Regions from separate parts of the Homo sapiens genome. Here region 2 is linked to region 1. Evidence: chromatin loops called from intact Hi-C (ENCODE). Cell type or tissue: IMR-90. All regions are shown on one strand. Each heading gives the region's core, and the rest is flanking DNA. Links, peaks and the distances in the headings are about the cores only.

Region 1 (10,571 bases), core at 2,574-7,573:
CAAGGAATGTATGAGAATTAGTTAGCACTGTACCTTACAAGTAGTGCACACTTAGTAAATGGTAATAATCAGAAGTGCTGTTATAAACCTTGGCATTTAAATGGGGTTGAGGTTTTTTCCCAGAGGTAGGAAGAATCTGGGGACAGATGTTGACTTCATGCATCTGAACTTTTGTTAGGAAGGAGACTAATTCTGCCTTTTTCCAAGCAACAGAACTATGCTCACTGGGCAAAAGTTATTATCCAGCCAATTTCAGCCAAATGAAAGGAAGTGTGATCACGAAAAAAGACTGGAAGGACGTAATTCCAAATGGTGCTGTCTTTGGGTAGTGAGAACTTAAGTGGTTTCTTTACATTCTTGTGTAGTTTCCAGATTTTCAGCAGTAATCTTATATTTTTAAATAATCTGGGAAAATTAAAGTGTTAAAGAAAAAGAAGAATTTCACACACATCAGGAATGCTGTTATAGGAATGGGAAACCAAGCTGGATTTGAGATTCTACCAAATGTGAATCTAGTTTCCGAGCATCAGAAAACTGAAATCCATTCCCAACAGAGACAATGCAGCTGGAGAGGATCATGCTCCCGTCTCTTGGACCACCTCCACCTGCACCCTCAGAAGACAGAGAGCAGACACCTGACAAAGAACCAACTACTCCAATGGAAAGTGTTGCCGAGAGCCTTGGAAGTCTGTGAGATGGGGAGGAAGTTTTTCACCCCAGCATTAGGGCAAGGATTCCCTCTGGGCAATACAAAAGGATCTTTTCCATCCAAGAAAGCTAATTAGATAGATAGATAGATAGATAGATAGATAGATAGATAGATAGATGCCTGGCCTCATTCTTCAAAGTGTGGCCAATCTCACCAACACAGTGAGATTGGCTTTTAATTAAGAAAACAGCCTTGAGTTGGTTTCTAAAAGGCAGACTCTTAGAGTGAGAGGCAGGGGCAGGTGATGGGACAGACGTTGGAACTGGCAGCAGAAGACGTGGGTTCTGGTCCCAACCTTGGCTACCCTGGCTGTGTGATACCGAATCAGCCCCTTTGCTCTCTAGGCCTCTGGCTTCCCCATCCCTAGTGTCTGGAGGTTGGACAGAATGAATTCTAAGCTGCTATCCAGCTCAAAGTCAGCCGCTTGATGCCACAGGCCCTTGCCATACTTTCTCCCAAGACTCCGAGTCACGGCCCAATGGACCTAAGAAGCCCTTCAGCCGTATTTTTCTCTCCCTGCTTTTAATGAAGCCACATCTGGAGTGTATCTCCTCTGATCCCTGTTTTGTACAGTTCCTCACAGCTGGGTCCCCATAAATCAATTTGTTCTGCAGACAAGTTCCCAGAATTGTCCAGAATCTGACCCAGAAAAGGCAGTTTGATTTCCCTTCAGCTTCTGGTTGCAAAGGTTGTGCACAGAGCCCAGTCCACATCAGGACAAGCTCCCTGAGTCTTCCAAATCCTACTGCCCGCAGGGTTCTGCAGAGTGGCCGAAGTTCATCCTCCCTTCTCCAGGCACAAACTATGAACTAGCCTCTGGGGCCCCTTCCTGTGCTCTCTGAGGGAGCCGTGCCCTCAACTCCACAGTGAAAAGATTGGATAAAATGAACCCTAAACATCCCTGCAGCTCTTGGATTCAATGTTTTCCCAGGGAGATGGACTAATTACAAGAGAAGTGTTGAAAAGTTGATATTCCTGCAGATGGAGAAGGAAGGAGGATTGGGAACCTCCAAGGACCTCTTTGTTCTACCACATGCAGCAAACAGCACAGAACTCAGGGCTTCTGTGAAGAGCAACAGTTCCCAGACACTCTGCTGGCTGAGGCTGATCTGGTTCCCAGGACACTTCTGGGATTGAGCAACCTGGGATCTTTGTCTGGTCAGCATCTTCTCTCCCTCAGGAAGTGGTCCCTGAGCTCTGATTCTGGCTGGTGCCCCAGGCTCCCAGCTTGGCCCCCCTCACCTCCTTCAATCCTCACCACCCCCTCAGAGGTAGTAGCACTGCCCCTATAATACAGAAGAGGATATCGTGGCTCGGAGTGGGTAAGTAACTTGCTCAAAGTCCATGTGACCAAGCAGAATTTATACTCAGGTCTCTCCTACTGCAAATCCTGGCCTGTTTTCAATCGATCATGCCAAACAAAGGCAAACTAAGGTCCCTAATTTTTTCCCTACTAATAAGAGTTTGCACTCAGACTCCGTTTGGGGAAATTTTTAAATATAATTTTTGTCAAAGGAATATATGTATTTAGCTTAAGAAACCTAATCATTCTCAAGGTTTATAATAAAATCAGCAGTCTCCCATTCCCACCTCTCTCCACCCCCAGATCTGGCTCCCAAGAGAGACTCTATTCTCAACTCCTCCAGCTATTTCTTCCAGTGTTTGCCTTCGTATTTTTGTTTGTTTGTTTTGAGACAGAGTCTTGCTCTGTCACCCAGGCTAGAGTGCAGTGGCGTGATCTTGGCTCACTGCAACCTCCACCTCCCGGGTTCAAGCAATTCTCCTGCCTCAGCCTCCCGAGTAGCTGGGATTACAGGCATCCACCACCATGCCTGGCTAATTTTTGTATTTTTAGTAGAGATGGGGTTTCGCCATGTTGACCAGGCTGGTCTTGAACTCCTGACCTCAGGTAATCCACCTGCCTCGGCCTCCCAAAGTGCTGGGATTACAGCCATGAGCCACCTCACCTGGCCAGTTTTTCTATTTTAGATGATTATTCTTGACTTCCTATTATGGAAAATGAAGGTTTGGGGTCTCACACCATTTCTGGTTTTCTCTCTCTCTCTGTCACACACACACACACACACACAGACACACACACACATGCACGCAGCCAGTCCCCACCCCACAGCCTGCCAATGTTTTACTACCCTCACAGCATTTGGGGGTCAGCCTGAGCTGGCCTGGACCTCTCTGTAAGGATACAGAAGACAGTCTTGATTTTTGGTAAAATGCAGCAGATTTCATGCAAACCTCTGTCTTCACTCACTCCCAGAATCCCAGTGAAAACCACACACCACAATGAAGAAACTAGGGCTGCTTAGCCTGGAGCAGAGTAAGTGTAAGGCCATATCCTCCCTACTTGACTTTCTGAGGGGTGTCCTGGAGCAGAGAGAGCAAACGCACTGGGTGGCCTCAGAGGGATCCCAGAGCAATAAGGGAAGTTGCAGGGAAAGTGATTCCCGCTTCATCAGGAAGCCACCCAAGAACAGAACGGGATGGCTGTGGAGTAAGTGGCAGTGGACAAGCTAGGGTCAGCTGGCTGTGTATTGGGAACGTGGAGGAGGAATTTCTGCATTAGGAAGGAGTTGAGCACATGACTTCTAAAGTCCCTTCAAGGTCTATAACCCAGTAATTTGCTTGTTAAAATAACCGTTGGTGGCCAGGCACGGTGGCTTATGCCTGTAATCCCAGCACTTTGGGAGGCCAAGGCAGGCAGATCACCTGAGGTCAGGAGTTCAAGACCAGCCTGGCCAACGTGTTGAAACCCCGTCTCTACTAAAAATGCAAAAATTAGCTAGGCATGGTGGCAGGTGCCTATAATCCCAGCTAGTCAGGAGGCTGTGGCAGGAGAATTGCTTGAACCCAGGAGATGGAGATTTCAGTCAGCCGAGATTGTGCCACTGCACTCCAGCCTGGGTAACAGAGCGAGATTCCATCTCATAAATAAATAAATGAAAAATAACTGTTGGCAATTAGAATCCAGTGGTGCTTTGCAATCACGCTTGAGTTAATAACTCAAGCCACCCAACAGACACACCCATTCTGGCAATTTCTTTATAGGATACTGAAATAACTGTCTTAAGATTCTCATGAGCAATCTGTTCCACTGACCCTTACCTCGTAAAAGAAAGTTCAAGATGATTCAGAAAGGAATCATGACATGGCGATTGAGACAGAACTCTCTATCCCCTGGGTATTAAGCACACTGAAGATGGGTAAGGGCTGGATGAAGCAATCGCAGTCAATTTGGCCACTGCCTGTAGGCCTCTCTGACTGAGCAGCAAGAACCTCAGAGAGGGAAACTGAAGACATACCTCCCACCCGCATCCTGTTTGAAAGAGAAAGAGGGCAGAGTGTGACATGGGCAAGGATGGAATTCCACCCGGACAGCTGCATGTGGAGGAGCAGGTCTGGTCCACAGGCAACTCTGAACTTGGAGCCCTGTCCCTAGTTCTTCTCCTTGACTTGACACTTTGGAAAGAAATGTGCTTGCCCAGAGATATCAATCAGCTATAAACTCCTGCACTCTCCAAGCAGGACAGACTCTCATTAACCGTCAGGCTGTAACTGGCAGTGTTGTGTACATGGATTAAGAGTGATCAGGGAATATGAGCTGCGTGACTTGGGCAGGCCCTCTCCTCCCCTCCCAGAGAGAGGAAGACAGAGCTGTTTGAGCTCTGGAGCAAGACTAAGTGCAAATCCCAGCCCTGCCGCTTATTATCTGTGCAAACTTAGACCAGTTCCTTACCCTCTCTGAGTCTCAATGTCCTTACCTTTTAAAGCAGGGGTGGTGGGCGGGAGGTGGAATGTTTTTAATTTTGAGAATTAAATTAGCTCATTTATATGAAGTGCTTAGAAAAGTGCTGAACACATAGTATCATTATTATTATTATTATTATTATTATTATTATTATTATTATTATCAGCAGCTGCAAACAGAAGGTAGCAACCTTCAGCTAACTGACTTCATAAGATCAAATAAAATGTTTGTTTTAAAAAAAAAAACCTTGGAAGTTGTGTATAGGTGTGAGAAATTTGGTGTGTAGTGTATTAAACCTCACAAACATTAGGAGACTGTAAGAGGCCAGTATTTCCAACTTCACTAATTAAATAAATATTGTGGCTATGATACACCAAGCTGCGTGGCAAAGTCTCTAGAACTTTTTGTTAAGATAGGAAATTAATTTGACTTTAAAATGTATACAATGTAATATAGCAAAGCCAATTTTTGAAGCTACAATTTTTAAAAAGAAGGAGAGAGTACCACTTTAACACTTTAAGAAAAGTGACACACCCAGGCCACATTTAGAACACTGACTGCTAAGTGGAATGATGGGAATTGGTCCCTGACTTGCTGCGTGATATCCAGCAAACCTCTTCCCTCCCTGGCTTCAGTTCCCCATCGGCTACATCTGGCACTAGATGATCTCTGGGAGCCTTCCAAGTCTGCCATCCCGGGATCTCTGACTTGGAGAATTTTTAGACCAATAGACTTGGTCTCCAGGAAAGCACTGTCATGTTTCCTGAGCTGACAACACCATCTAGTGTGTGTGTGCAAGGAAGACATGACTGCCTGGCTAACCAGGCGCTTTCTCCTCTCCGTCTCATTCTCACATATATGTTGCTACTCAAAATGTGGTCCACAGACCAGCAGCAATTGCATTATGTAAGAGCTTAGGGGACATGCAGAATCTCAGACCCCATCCTAGACCTACTGAACCTGAATCTATCTGCCTTTTTTTGTTTTTAATTTTGAGATGGAGTCTCGCTCTGTCTCCCAGGCTGGAGTGCAATGGCTTGATCTTGGCTCACTGCAACATCCGCCTCCTGGGTTCAAGTGATTCTCCTGCCTCAGCCTCCCGAGTAGTTTGGAATTACAGGCATGTGCCACCACATCTGGCTAATTTTGTATTTTTAGTAGAGATGGGGTTTCACCATGTTGGTCAGGCTGATCTCGAACTCCTGACCTCAAGTGATCCATTTGCCTCGGCCTACCAAAGAGCTGGGATTACAGGCGTGAGCCACCACGCCTGGCCTGAATCTGCCTTTTAACAAGATGCCAGGGGATTCCCACTATGCACATGAAAGTGTGAAAAGCGCTATTTTAATAGGAGGAGAAAAGGAAAGTAGGTTAGCAAAGGAAATTTAAGTTGAACAGATATTCAACCTATAAAGAAATCCAGAATTGGCCCCTAGAAATAAAACACATCCTTTCCAACTGACATGTAAAGGGCCTGTCACATGACAAAGATTCCATTTCTTGAGAATTTTTGGAAATTTTCAAAACAGAATCTTCTTGAATGGTAAGTAAATATCTGATGACAGCGATGGTTGCTCCTGAGCCCAAGTTTCCAATGCACCTGCATTGTCTACATTGCTATTAACATAATAATCCCACTGATGAGTCTCCATTTCCAGGAATTCAGCATGAACTTGGCCACTCTGAGCGCCTAGAGGCCACACTCAGGTCGAAGGCACGTGGCCCTGTGACAACGTGGCAGCTCACTTCTTCAAAGCCAGCAGCAGACACTCTCAGCAGGTGGCCTCTAGGAGCTGAGGTTCTCAGTCCTACAACCACAAGGAATGAATTTTGCCAAAAAACAGTGAGCTTGCAAGAAGACACCAAGGCTCAGATGAGACACCAGTCCCAGCCAACACCCTGATTTCAGCCTGCAAGATCCAAAGCTGCGATCCCCAGTTGAGCCAAGCAAGCCCTGATTTCTGACCTACAGGAACTGTGAGATAATAAATGGGTATTTTCAGCTGCTGCGTAGCCATAGAAAACTAATACAGATTTCGGTGCCTGGAAGTGAGATGTTGCTGTAACAAATACCTAAAATGGAGAAGGGTGGAGGGATTTTGAGGAGCATGATAAAGCCTGCATCTCCTTGTAGAAATGTGGATGGTTGCTTTGGGAGGCCGAGGCAGGAGGATTGCTGGAAGACAGGAGTTCAAGATCAGCGTGGGCAACAAAGTGAGACTCCGTCTCCACAAAAAATAATTTTTAAAAATTAGCTGGGCATGGTGGTGCATGCCTGTACTCCCACATACTTAGGAAGCTGAGGCAGGAGGATCACTTGAGCCCAGAAATTCGAGGCTGCAGTGAGTTATAATTGCACCACTGCACTCCAACCTGGGCGACAGACTGATATTCACAATATGGCAATAAGAGGAAGGAAGTGAGGAACATGTCATTGGAAACTGGAGGAAAGGGATCTTTGCTGGATAGTGGCAGAAACCTTAACAAAATTGTTTCCTGCAATGCTCGACATCACTAATCATCAGGGAAATGCAAATTTAAACCACGATGAGCTATCATCTCACCCCAGTTAGAATGGCTATTATCAAAATGACAAAGAAATTAACAAATGCTTGCAAGGATGCAGAGAAAGAGGAATGCTTGTACACTGTTGGTGGGAATGTAAAGTAGTACAACCATTATGGAAAACATCATGGAGGTGCCTCAAAAGTCTAAAAATAGAACTACCACATGATCCAGCAATCCCACTGCTGGGTATATATCCAAAAAAAGGAAATCCGAACATCCAAGAAATACCTGCACTCCCATGTTTATTGTAGCATTATTTACAATAGCCAAAATATGGAATCAACCTAAATGTTCATCACTAGATGAATGTATAAAGAAAATGTGGTTTATATATACAATGGAATACTATTCAGCAATAAGAAAGAAGGAAATCCTGTCATTTGCAGCAACACAGAGGTCATTATGTTAAGTGAAATAAGCCAGGCAAAGAAAGGCAAATATCACATGTTCTCAGGCACACGTGGGATCTAAAAAAGTGGGGCCAGTCACAGTGGCTCACACCTGTAATCCCTGCACTTTGGGAGGCCAAGGCAGGTGGATCACCTGAACTCAAGAGTTTGAGACCAGCCTGGTCAACATGGTGAAACCCCATCTCTACTAAAAATACAAAAATTAGCCGGGCATGTTGGCAGGCACCTGTAATCCCAGCTACTTGGGAGGCTGAGGCAGGAGAATCACTTGAACTCAGGAGGCGAGGTTGTAGTGAGCCAGGATCAGGCCACTGCCCTCCAGCCTGGGTGACAGAGGGAGACTCTGTCTCAAAAAACGAACAAACAAACAAACACCACTGGGTGCAGTAACCCACACCTGTAACCAGCACTGTGGGAGGCCAAAGCGGGTGAATCACCTGAGGTCAGGAGTGCAAAACTAGCCTGACCAACATGATGAAACCCCGTCTTTACTAAAAATACAAAAATTAGTTGGGCATGGTGGTGGGTACCTGTAACCTCAGCTACTCGGGAGGCTGAGGCAGGAGAATCTCTTGAACCTGGGAGGCAGTGGTTGCAGTGAACCAAGATCGAGCCATTGCACTCCAGTCTGGGAGACAGAGTGAGACTCTGTCTAAAAAATAATAATAATAAATAAAATAAATAAAAAATTAAAAAATGGATCTCATGGAGGTAGAGAGCAGAGTGAGGATTACCAGAAGCTGAGAAGAATAGGGGGAGGGAGAGTGAAGTGAAGTTGGTTAAGGGGTAAAAAAAAATAGTTAAATGTAAGGAACAGTTTCTAATATTCAACAGTATAGCAAGGAACTTATAGTTAACAATAATTTATTGTGTAATTAAAACTAGCTAGAAAAGAAGACTTGTACTGTTCCCAACACAAAGAAAAGATAAATGTTGAGGTGATACAGATATGCTAATTACCCTGATTTGACCATTACACATTGTATACAGTTATCAAAATATCACACCTACCCCCCAAATATGTACAACTATTACATATCAGTGAAAATAAATATTTTTAAAGATTTAAAAATTGTCTCCTGAAGTTATGTGGAAAGCAGAACTTATAAAAGATGAACCATTTATTTATTTATTATTTATTTTAAGTACAGTGTGTGGAAGTAAGGGATGAGCTTTGTTGTGCAGCAAAAGGAGATTTTCATCCAATGTTGCCAATGCTGCTTGGTTTCTCCTTGATGCTTAGAGTAAAATGTGAGTGAAGCGAGAGAGAGAGAGAGAGAGAGAGAGAGAGAGAGAGGAAAACCATGGCACAAAAATGAACTAGGACTGAATTGTTTAGAAAAAACTCCACCTCTCCAGGTGGCAAAAGGTGCTAAAAGTCAATGGCTGTGGAAAATGTGACATAGAGAAGAGGCTGAGTGTGTGGCTGTACAGCCTTTGGCTAAAACCTCAGAAAGATCAAAAGATCAGAGTACTCAGTCCCACAAGGGGCTCTTTCGAGAGATGAAGGGTGTGTGCACCTCACATATCTTCTCGACTCAGTCAGGGACAGCTAGGGAGCTCAAGGCCATTATTCCTCAGCCATCTTAGCAGGAGGCCAACATCGAAAAGGAATTAGTTTGCAAAGATCTGCGGATGTGGCTTCTGTCTGGTGGAATGAAAACCACTGAAATCCATGCAAGACCCACAGAGTTCTTGAGAAAATTGTCCAAGTAGAAATGCTGCCAGCTTGCGCTAAAAAAGTCAGGAAGCAGGCTGATAAAACTACTGAGCTGCAAATATGTGCTATCTCTTATAAAAAAGGAAGAGTGATGAGAGGGTGGAACCATGCCCAGAGGAAGGAGCTAAGAGCCCCTGAGATTATTCCTAGGTCTTGCAAGCTAATCAAAAATAGTCAAATATTTGCCTGGCTGGATTTCCAAACCGTGATAGACTCAGCAGACTCATGATGCCTTTTGACTTTGCATTCCCCACTTTTTGACCCAGAATGTCTGCAACTGTAATCCTGTGCCTGTCCCACCACTGTATATTGAGAATGCTGGGGCAGATAACTCTAGTTTCCCAGGACCACAGATGGGGAGGAATTGTGCCCCAGCGGCTGTACCTATTGGCTAACAACCAGAAGCCCATCTGTACCTGGACTTGATTTAGATTTTGAACTTTAAGGCAATGATATTTAGATTAAGATGATAACATTTTAGACTTTGAGCTCATGCTGTAATGAGACTCCAGGGAATCTTAGGAGGGTGTAAATGTATGTTGCATGTGGAAGGGATGTCAATTGTTGGGGGCCAGAGGGTGGGCTGTGGTAGGCAAGAATTCTAAGAGGACCCCTTGTTGTACATACCCCACATAATCCCCTTCTCCTTGAGTATGAACAGGATCTGTGAGTATGATGGTATAGTACTCCAGTGATGCAATTATGTGGATGTAATTAAGATCCCTAATCAGTTGACTTCTGTGTAAACAGAAGGGAAATTATCCTGAGTGGGCCTAACTTAATCAAGTGGCCCCTTGAAAGAGATAAGAATCAGTAACAAACACTCTCCTACTAGCCTTAAATGAGCAAATGTCATGTGGAGAGGGCCTCATAGCAGGGAATGGGAAATGGTCTTTTAGACCATTGGTCCATCCTATCACCCCAAGGAAGTGATTTCTGCCAACACCCAGTGAGCCTAGAAGAGGACCCTGAGTCCAAGATAAGATCACAGCCCTAGATGACACCTCAATTGGTGAGACTCTAAGCAGAGAATCCAACTAAGCCATGGCCAGACTTTGGACCTACAGACACTATGAAATAATATACTTGTTTTAATCTGCAAAGTTACAAAGGCTTCAAATTGGCCATTACAAATATAGTCAAAGAATTAAAGAAAACTATATTCAACAATTAAACTATATTCAAACAATTAAAGGAAAATGTACCAACAATGAGTCAATATATAGGGAACCTCAACAGAGAAACAAACACTATAATAAAGAACCAAATGGATATTGAGTTGAAAACTACAATAACTGAAATGAAAAGGTGATGAGATAGGCTTAACAGCAGGTTTGAGATGGCGGAAGAAATAAGTGAACTTAAAGATAGATAAAGACTGGTCCCAGTGGTTCATGCCAG
Region 2 (8,956 bases), core at 818-5,817, 110 kb before region 1:
GGGAAATTGATGTTCAGGGAGACTTCCATGGCCAGGAGGCACAGCCAGGAAGCAACAGATGGGGCAGCCAAGCAAGGGTGGACAGAGTCTTGGTACCACGAGTCCCAGAGCTGGTGCCCTCCCACAGCCCCGACCACTCCAGGTCCTGGCCAATGGTTGGTCAGCTGGAGAGGGGGCAAAGGAGGCAGCCTGCAGTGGAGAACATCCTCTTCCTTGGACACAGCTGGGATGAGACCCCTCCTTTGCCCTTTACCAAACACAAAGCCTTTGGGCGATGACTTCCTGGTGATCAGGGGAGGTCCCTGCCCACTTCCCATGTGGGGATTCAATGAGACGACAGATGGGAAATGCAAGGTATAAGCTTAACAAAAACCAAAGTCTGCAAAAAAGATCCCTTCCTAACCCTCCCACCCTCCATCCCCCTAGACCTCAGCCATTCAAGACAGGACACATGGATAGGCGCTGGCCCGCAGGCCTTGTTTCCACAGAGTCCGCCAAGAGGGAGGCCAGCCATGAATGTAGAGCAAGCCCAAGTCAGCCCCAGCAGCCCAGCTCTGCTCTCAGCAACCCCCACCACATCCTTCCACATCCACTGTCCCATGGCATGGCGTGGTAGGGGACGACCCCTGACCTGGAGTGACCCATGCTCACTCGCGGCTGCGCCTGGGCCTGCTGGCTCATTTCCCTTTGGCCTCCAGCAGGAGGGCCACCTGTTTAGGCAGCCACCAGGGAGGGGAGGAGAAGCCAGGGAGCCAAGACAAACAGGCCCAGCAACTGGGTCCATGGGCTTGACCTTGGATGGCTCTGTGCTGGGCAAGAAGGGAGGAGGGTGGAGATCACAGCTGGTGGGAAGACATCCCACCATTTTGGAGGGGACTGGGGACTGGCGTGGAGCATGCTGATGGAACTCTGCAGCCTGAGGATTCTTGGAAGCGGCCCACACTTATCCCCAGATAATAATACTTCTCTCAGAGGACAGTTGTGTGACTTAAATAAAATAATATACCTAAAATGTTTAGCACACTGCTTAGCACACAGAGTGCTTAATAAATGGTAGCTGCCATTTCTTTCCCTATTATTATTACCCTGCTATTTCCCATGCAATTGTCATACTGGAAAACTCAAGGTATCCTGAATGGGTCCTACATTTTACACCCTTGAGCCTTTGTGTATGCTGTTCCCTCCACTTGAGGAACTGCTCCACACATCTCAGGGCCCAACTTCAATGTCATCACCTCCTCCATGAAGTCTTCTTGGATTCCCCCACCAGGTAGTCTGGGCATTCCCGCTCCTGCACTTGGCCCTGACTCTATGTAGCATATATGGCATTATATGACTAAGGTGTTGGACCCTACCATCTTGGAACCTCCTTAAGTGTAGGAACTGGCGTCCACTTCTCCCTGTCTCCCCCACACCCAGGCTCTGTCCCTGAGCAGGTCCTCAGGAAGTGTTTGCTGGCTGAACTAAATCCTAGGCATTCCTGAATTGAAGGTGCCAGGCTCACAGTCTGAGGCCCTGGTGAGAGTCACTGAGGTCGGGCTCCAGTCTGACATCCAACAGTGACCTCACTGCATGCCCATCCATCACCTGAAAGTCCACGTTCCCTCCCATCTCCACGATGCTGGATCCACTGGCCCAGAGAGCCCATCTGGGAGGCATGAATCCATGGGGCAATGAGAGACCCAGGGAGGGGAGGAAGGACTCAGGTTCAAGACTCTGTCTGTGACCTTGGGCCAGCTAGTCCCCCTCCCTGATCTCAGTTTTCCCATCAGAGAGTTAGACCAGATAGACTCTCAGAGCCACATCCACTGTGATTTATTCTATGTATTTTCACTGCCTTCAAACACTTCCTGGGGCTGCATCTGACCGGTCTTATTCTCTCACTTCATTAATGCTTAGAGATAGCTTCATTTCCAATGGGGGTTTTCAACTTACTTTTCCAATTCATGAATTTGATCATATTTCTAAAGCTCCCACATTGTGCCTTGTGTAGTGCTGGAGACATGGAGCTAAGCCTGGAACATGTGTGCTCAAGCAGCTCACTATCTAGGTGACCATTAGTAGTCATCTGCTCCTATTACAAGCTCCAAAGCCTTCAATGGCTCCCCAGTGCCTTCAGCATAAAAGCAAAATTCTACTCGAGACACCCTCTGCTTCATCTCCTCATTCTCCCCCCGTGTCTTTGCCTTCACTCATGCTATTCCTTCTAGTGACATCACTCTTCCCCATCTTCTTACATCTAAATCTTTCCAGTCAGGCTCAGCTGCACCCCAACACACGGGGGCCCCACTCTCACTCTGCAAAAAGGGCCAAAGTCATCCCCCCTCCTCTAAACATCCACAGAGCCAAGGGGATGCTGTGAAGGAACGGACACAGGGAGAGACAACCTGAGCCTCCCTCCCTCAAATCTAGTTCAGACTCCTAAGTGCAGTTTTGGGGTGGCCCCTCCTCAGGGCGCAGAGAGGAGAAATCAGACGGTTTCAGAGACAGAGGAGGCAGAGGAAAATCTGAGCAGTCAGGGCAGGGTGCGACTTTCCTCCCAAGGGTCCAAAGCCAGTTTCCATGGAAACCAGGCAGAATCCCAGCCATGAAGAAACAAACAGAGCAGGGTTCAGGTTTTCCTTCCACACAGATGACAGCGATTTGGCCAGAGATGAAGAACAGGAGCGAACTCTCACCTCTCCTCCTCCTCTCTGCCACAGGCTCAGGGACATCATCTGGCACCTCCCCTACCCCGCTGGGCCTCGGTTTCCCCTTCCGTGCGATGGGCTGGATCAGTCCTTCCATCTGTGGGGTCCTGAAGCAGTGCCCGGGACTAGCCTGAGCTTTGGAGCCTTGCCTCCCTAGAGAACTGTAGCTGGCTTTGCAAAGCTCCCTCTCACAGACGATCATCTGGGACCTGAGCCCAGCGCTAGCGCTAGTTAGCATTTAAAGCCAGAGGAGGCTAAGGAGCGTTCCTCGCTCCAGGTGAAGGAGCGCTGCGGATATGTCCGGACGGAGGCGCGAGGGAGGCTGAGGACGCCCCGGGACCGTGCGCGGCAGCGGCTCCTGGCGGTCTCTACGGGAACTGCGCTTCCACCAACTGCAAGGAAGGCTTTCCACCTGCGCTGTGAACCGGGATCCCAACAACAGACTCAAAGCGAAAGGTCTGTTAAGGGACCCAAGAGAGCAGGTCTGAGGCCATGCAGTGAGTTTGGCCAAGCCAGGCCTAGAACCCATAACGCCTCCTTTCCCTCCTCTGCTGTTTCTCTGCACCGAGTGCTGGGAAAGGCTGAAGGTGCCCCTCCTGGGTTTCTACCATTCCCACACACGCCTCTAAAGACCGACGGCACACTTCAGTCAGCTTAAACGGGGCCACGGTGACTCCTGCAAGCGGGTGGGTGTATTCCCACTGGGGGGCCGGGGCTGAGGGGGTCCAGATGACCCTATACTGCCTGTGGCCTGGGGCTGGACCAGTAGGATGAGGGTATGTAGGGTAAGGTGGGGGGACTGCCCTTGGGACCCCAGAAGGGCTCCTCTCACCTGAGTTTCTTGGCACTCAGTCCCTGGGGAGAAGAGGAGGTGCTCAGTCCCCCTCCTCTGCGCCTGCAGCATGGGGGGCAGACCGTCGGAGAAGCCACGTGTCCCTCCTCCTTGCCCTTTGTCAGCTTGTCCTGCCAGCAAGTTGGGAGGGTGGGGTTCTTGCATCTTCTGGGACGGTTCTTTCCCTTCCCTTTGGACACCCCTACAGAGAGGTGGCCCCCAAGGACCCTGGGTATGTCTAAATCACATCTGGCATGTGACTTCCCTTTCTCCCACCTCCCTGGAGGGACAGGAGTTCAGCAACCGCAGACTGTGTGGGACAGTGCAGCTCACCACCTGGGGAGGAGCTTCCTACAATGCTCACCCATCCAAAGCCACCTGGCTTCCACCTGCTCATCTCCACTCACGGCCACCTGACCATTGCTGCACAATTCGAAGTCTTCGGAAGTCCTTTCTCATGTTGAACTGAGGCAACCGCCCCTGCAACTCCCACCCACCTGGCTGGGCCTAGCTCTCTACCCCTCTGAGACCACACACAAGTCGGCCTCAACTTCTACATCCTGACCTCTCAGATGTTGCATGGGGTGGTGGAAAGGGCCTCAGCCTGCAAGGTGGACTCTGCCACCAACTTGGCATATGACTTTGAGCAGTCCCTTCCCTTCTCTGAGCCTCAGGTTCAATATCTGTCAAACTAGAGCCTTGGACTAAATATTTTCCAAAGGCCCTTGCCAGGTCTGACAGCCTCATCGTCTGCCTCCTCCTTGTCTCCCGCCAGTGTTTCAGTTTTTCTAACCGCCCCTAACTGCCGGTTCTTTCAGTCCACAGCCTTCAGGCCTGGAAGGAATGACTCCAACAGGGGCCGGGACAAACCCAGCCCTCCCCACAGACTTCCTTGTCTTTAGCCAGCAAGGCCTGGCCAGAGGCAAGGAGCACTGTGCTCAGGAAAATGTCACAGCTCTCTGCCTGTGTGGAAACTCAGCCCCACCCAGGCTGGAGTCTCTGGGGGCTCCCGTTTCCACCTGACTCCCTTTCTGAGGAAAATGAACACAACACAATCCACGGTGCCTGAGGGTTTATCTGCACCCAGCAAAGGTGCGAGAGGTTCTTAGAAAAACCTATCACCCGATGCATTTCTTAAAAAAGAACTGTTTCCTTGCCAGGGAAAAAATCCTGGATCAACTTAGAAAGTAGACCTGGCTCGGCCACAATCAAAGACCCTATTTTTCTGAATTACAGAAGAGCATTTTTCTACATGTAAACTTAGAACGCCTCCTTCTCTTTTCCGGTTTTCATATATAGCATAGGAATTTTCCTGTTCAATGAAGTTACTGTATAAGCTCTCCTCCCTCTCTCTCTCTCTCTCCCTCTCTCTCTTTCTCTCTTGCTCTCTTGTTCTCTCGTTCTTGCTTTCTCGAGCCTCTGACCTAAACTGGAGAAGACGATTTGAGGAAGCCTGGAGCTGGGGTCCTGGCTGAAGCTTGGTTTTCCTGGCCAGCAGCTGAAAAGCACTTAGCCCAGCAGGAAGTAATCCTCACCTGTCCAGTATCCTCTTCTGTTTCCAAAGCATCCTCTTACCCGTTCCTTCTGCCAGGAGGCAGGCAACGCAGGGATCATTCTCTCATTTTGCAGAGTAGGGAGTCAAGCCCCAGAGACAGGAAGTCACTCACTCAGAATCCTCGGTGCAGCAGCCAGCACTGAAGATGTGAAGCTGGGCTCTGCCTGTTACAGCCCATTGCCTTTCAAGCTTTCCTTGTGGCTCTCCCAGGCCCAGCTGCATACTTCTGTGTTCCCTCAGTCCCCCTCCATCCTTCCTCCCAGACACCCTCATCTGTCTGCAGTCCAGTGGCCAGTTCACCTTGCTCTCATATGCTTAGACATGGGCCCTGGGCATGGACCATGCCAACTCATCTCTCGGTCCTCAGCACCAGCACAGAGCCTGGCAAAGGGGACTCTGAATGAACAGAATGTCAAGAAACAACAGCATCAGCAGCTAAAATTTTCTGCAGGCTTGCTGCATGCCAAGTGCTGTTCAAAGGGCTTTCCACAAATCAGTCATCCTTACACTTGATTCTTTCTGAGATGGATGATATTATTATCCCCATTTGCAGGTTAGAAAACTGAGGCTTAAATTACTGTTCCAAATCCATGAGGTTAATAAGCAGTTGGAGTCAAGATTCAAATGGGACTAGGTAAGGTAGGCTGGTGTGAAGTTTGCAGCCCTAGCCACATATCAGAGTCACCCCTGGGAGCTTTTAAAAGTCAGAGGTCTGCCCCTCCTGCTTGGGCCTATGGAATCAGAGTCTTTCAGGGTCTTGCCTGCGTCAATCTGATGCCCACTCTCAAGTGACAGCCACGGGTAAGGGCTAACTGCCTGGGCTTTGGCATCAGACAGACCTATGCTTAGTCCTGGGTCTGCCACTCATGGCCTTTCCACAGATCACCTCGCCCCTCTGTAGCCTCCTAATCTATAAAGTGGGGCAGCACTAGGACCTGGCTCACAGAGATATTGTGAGAACGGACAACACAGTGAGAACCCTACTTCGCACAGGGCCTGGTGTGTAGTGAGCATTTGGTAAACACTGGGAGTCCTCGCTCATTGGGTTGGGTGCTGACCAGGGCGGGGCACTCTCAAGCTGTCAGTACAGCACCTCCGTTCAGCCTCACAACCACCTGCTAGCCATGAAAGAATTAGCAACATAATTGATGAACAGGCCCAGCGGATAAGGAACTGAGGAGAGCAGCCCAGAGAGAGAGAGCGTGGGGTGGCTCCCCCATCCTGTGACCCGGCTCTGCTGAGAGCATGGGGTGACTCCCCTATCCTGTGACCCAGCTCTGCTCACCACCGCTCCCTTCACACATGCCCACGTGCATGCGCACACACGCGGACCCCTCAGTCCTGGCAGCAGTTAGCCGCAGTGCAAGAGCATATCCAATCTCAGGAAGAAGCAGTGGTTCCTGCTGTCTTGCTGCAGTGGGGGTCTTTACGTCCCTTCCTTTACCCCCTTCCCTCAACCTCTGTTTCCTGGATCCTGGGCACAAAGCCACCCCAGGGACCATGTGGACTAGGTGGCACAGTGAAGGCCAGCAGGTGCGGGCAGGCGTGAGCACCCATGGGCATCTGGGAAGAGTTTCGTTGTCAGCTCTTCTCGGTGTACGGACTTTCCTTTTCCATTTGGGGAACAAAGACTCTTTGAGTGCATTGAGAGCCTTGAATCCTGAGGATGACATCAACTGAAATGAGTCATCACCCCCACCCGGCAGGCAGCTCTGGAGGGCTCAGCTCAGGGCTCTGGGAGGAAAACACATGGAAAATGGCACGGAGAAAAAGGGGCCTGTCAGGGGCACGTGAGGGGCATGGGATGGGAGCATGCAGTGACCTGCTGGACATGGATGCTCTACAGCCCATGGCTCCTGGAAGCCGTCAGGCCCAGCATTCCAAGGCGACACAGGACTGCTGGCAGGGCCAGTGTAGACACATAGACCAGGGGGTTTCAAGCAGTATTTTCCAGGGCTGGGGATGAGAAAGGGAGGAGGATACAGGAGGCCTTAGCAGAAGTCCTGCCCCTTGGCCCCCTAACACACAGGAACACATGCACACACGGATACATCCACAAATACACAGTACAAATCTGTTATTCTTACCACTCTCTCATACACACGCATAGGTTCACATACTCATAACACACACTCATACACATACTTTCGAAGGTTCACGCCACACAAACTAACACATAGATATACAAATACACACACGTTTATATACTCCAGTATACACCGACTCATGCACCTCCACCCGCACTCACCCTAGACTCATACAAACTCACACACTGACACATGCACACACTTACCTACTCACACACTCACAACCTATTCATAGACCCTGTCCCACACACTAACCCACATCCACACACACTCACCTACACTCATATACATACACCCAAGCAATTCAGACTTCATTTGTTTAATAATTTGGGTTCCATTAAGTCTCATTTGAATGAAGAGTTCTGAGGCTAAAAACAATCAAACCAATCATTGAAAGCCCTTCCACATCACAGCTGTGGAAGCTGGGGTGTTGTAGGGGCAGATATTTACAGAGGAGCCCACAGAAAGTCTGAAGCCCACACTGTCTTCTCCTGCTACCCCCTTAAGGGCTCAGAGAGCTCAGACTGCTCTTCCCACACACAGGGTTTGGTTTCTCTGATTTGGGTACATTTTCTGCATTTCCCTCCTTTCCTCGTTGTCAGTAAAACCTTCTCCCTAGAATTATGGACTTGGGGTCCTGGCTTCACAAAGCACTGAATTCCACGATCCCTCTATTGGAAGCTATCTAGAAATAGTACATAAATAAATTCAGACAGCTGCTGTGAACAGGTGATGCCTGGCATGTAATCCAGAGCCTGGCATAGGTAAGTGCTCAATAAATGTTTGTTTTGTGCATGAGTGAATGGGCAATAGTTCCTGTATACGGAGCCCTTACTATGTCCTGGGCACGAAGTGCTTTACTTGCATAGCGGTGGTTCTCAACCCTGGCTGCACAGTAGAATCACCTGGGGAGACTTTTTTTTTTTTTTTTTTAAACTACTAATGCTCTTGCCTCACTCCCAAAGATGTTGATTGAGCTGGTTCAGGTGTGGCTTGGGCATGGGGAGGCTGCACAAACTTCCCAGTTGATGCTAATTATAGCCCCTGACTTCTTCACAACAACCCCACTCTTTTTGTTCCCAATTTACAGATGAAGGAATGAGGCACTGGGAAGTTAAATAACTTGCCCAAGGGCACCCAGCTATCAAATCCCAGACTGGAGATTTTAAGCCCTCATCTGTCTGATGCGAGGCATTGAGTCTGTCTCTGCTGCTCTCCAGGAATGTCACTTCAACCCAAGCCTGACCCACTCCAGGAAGCACACCCTTATTGTTGTCCCAGCCCTCAGTGACCTTGGGCCCATCTGCCTCTCTATTCCCATTGCCCTGACTCCCTCCCTATGGCTGGGGGCATCAACACTGGGCACCTCCCTACCAGCTACCAGGAGCGGGGCTCTGCTGACAACGAGAGGGGGTCTCCCACAGTCTTGCTGGCCACTGGGCAGCCACTGTTCTCTTCTGGTCTGCCCTGACATTTTTTCAGAGCTAGGAGACGGATCTCTGAGCAACCTGGTATTAGGGAGAAAGACTCAACCTCAACTCTGCATTTAAAAGATGGGCAACTTTGGATAAGATACTTCACTTCTCTGAGCCAGAGTTTCTCGATCCGCAAGAGGAATGCTACCTACTTCAGGAGAGAGTTTTGAGAATGACCTGAGATAATAGACATAAAACACTGAGCAGAGGGCCAAGCAAAGGCCCACGATGAATGAAGCATAGCGGTGGTGGTAGTTAGTATTATCAGTGACATTAGCCTTCTTTTCTCTCCCATAAATTACTGCTTAGAATTGCCA

What was found. Hi-C counts contacts between places; a loop is a spot of excess contacts. Peaks named below come from ENCODE experiments on the same cell type or tissue, not always from the same donor. Only the 100,000 strongest peaks of a DNase experiment are listed, where the experiment ranks them.
Region 2: it touches region 1 in a loop (6-fold over the local background); 36 of 110 quality-filtered maps call a loop at or near these places.

The regions. Positions count from the first base shown.
Region 1 is chr9:98,855,714-98,866,284 of GRCh38, reverse strand. No RefSeq gene overlaps it. Among named protein-coding and RNA genes, the nearest start is that of ADIPINT, 50 kb to the left of the region's middle. RefSeq lists a silencer at 6,130-6,340. In IMR-90, for the core only: a CTCF peak has its summit at 5,252; DNase peaks (open chromatin) are centred at 3,904 and 5,204; H3K27ac peaks cover 597 bases.
Region 2 is chr9:98,969,185-98,978,140 of GRCh38, reverse strand. All of the region lies in intron 2 of COL15A1 (collagen type XV alpha 1 chain), which reads right to left. Among named protein-coding and RNA genes, the nearest start is that of COL15A1-AS1, 29 kb to the right of the region's middle. RefSeq lists enhancers at 5,933-6,510, 6,511-7,088. In IMR-90, for the core only: a CTCF peak has its summit at 3,034; a DNase peak (open chromatin) is centred at 3,010.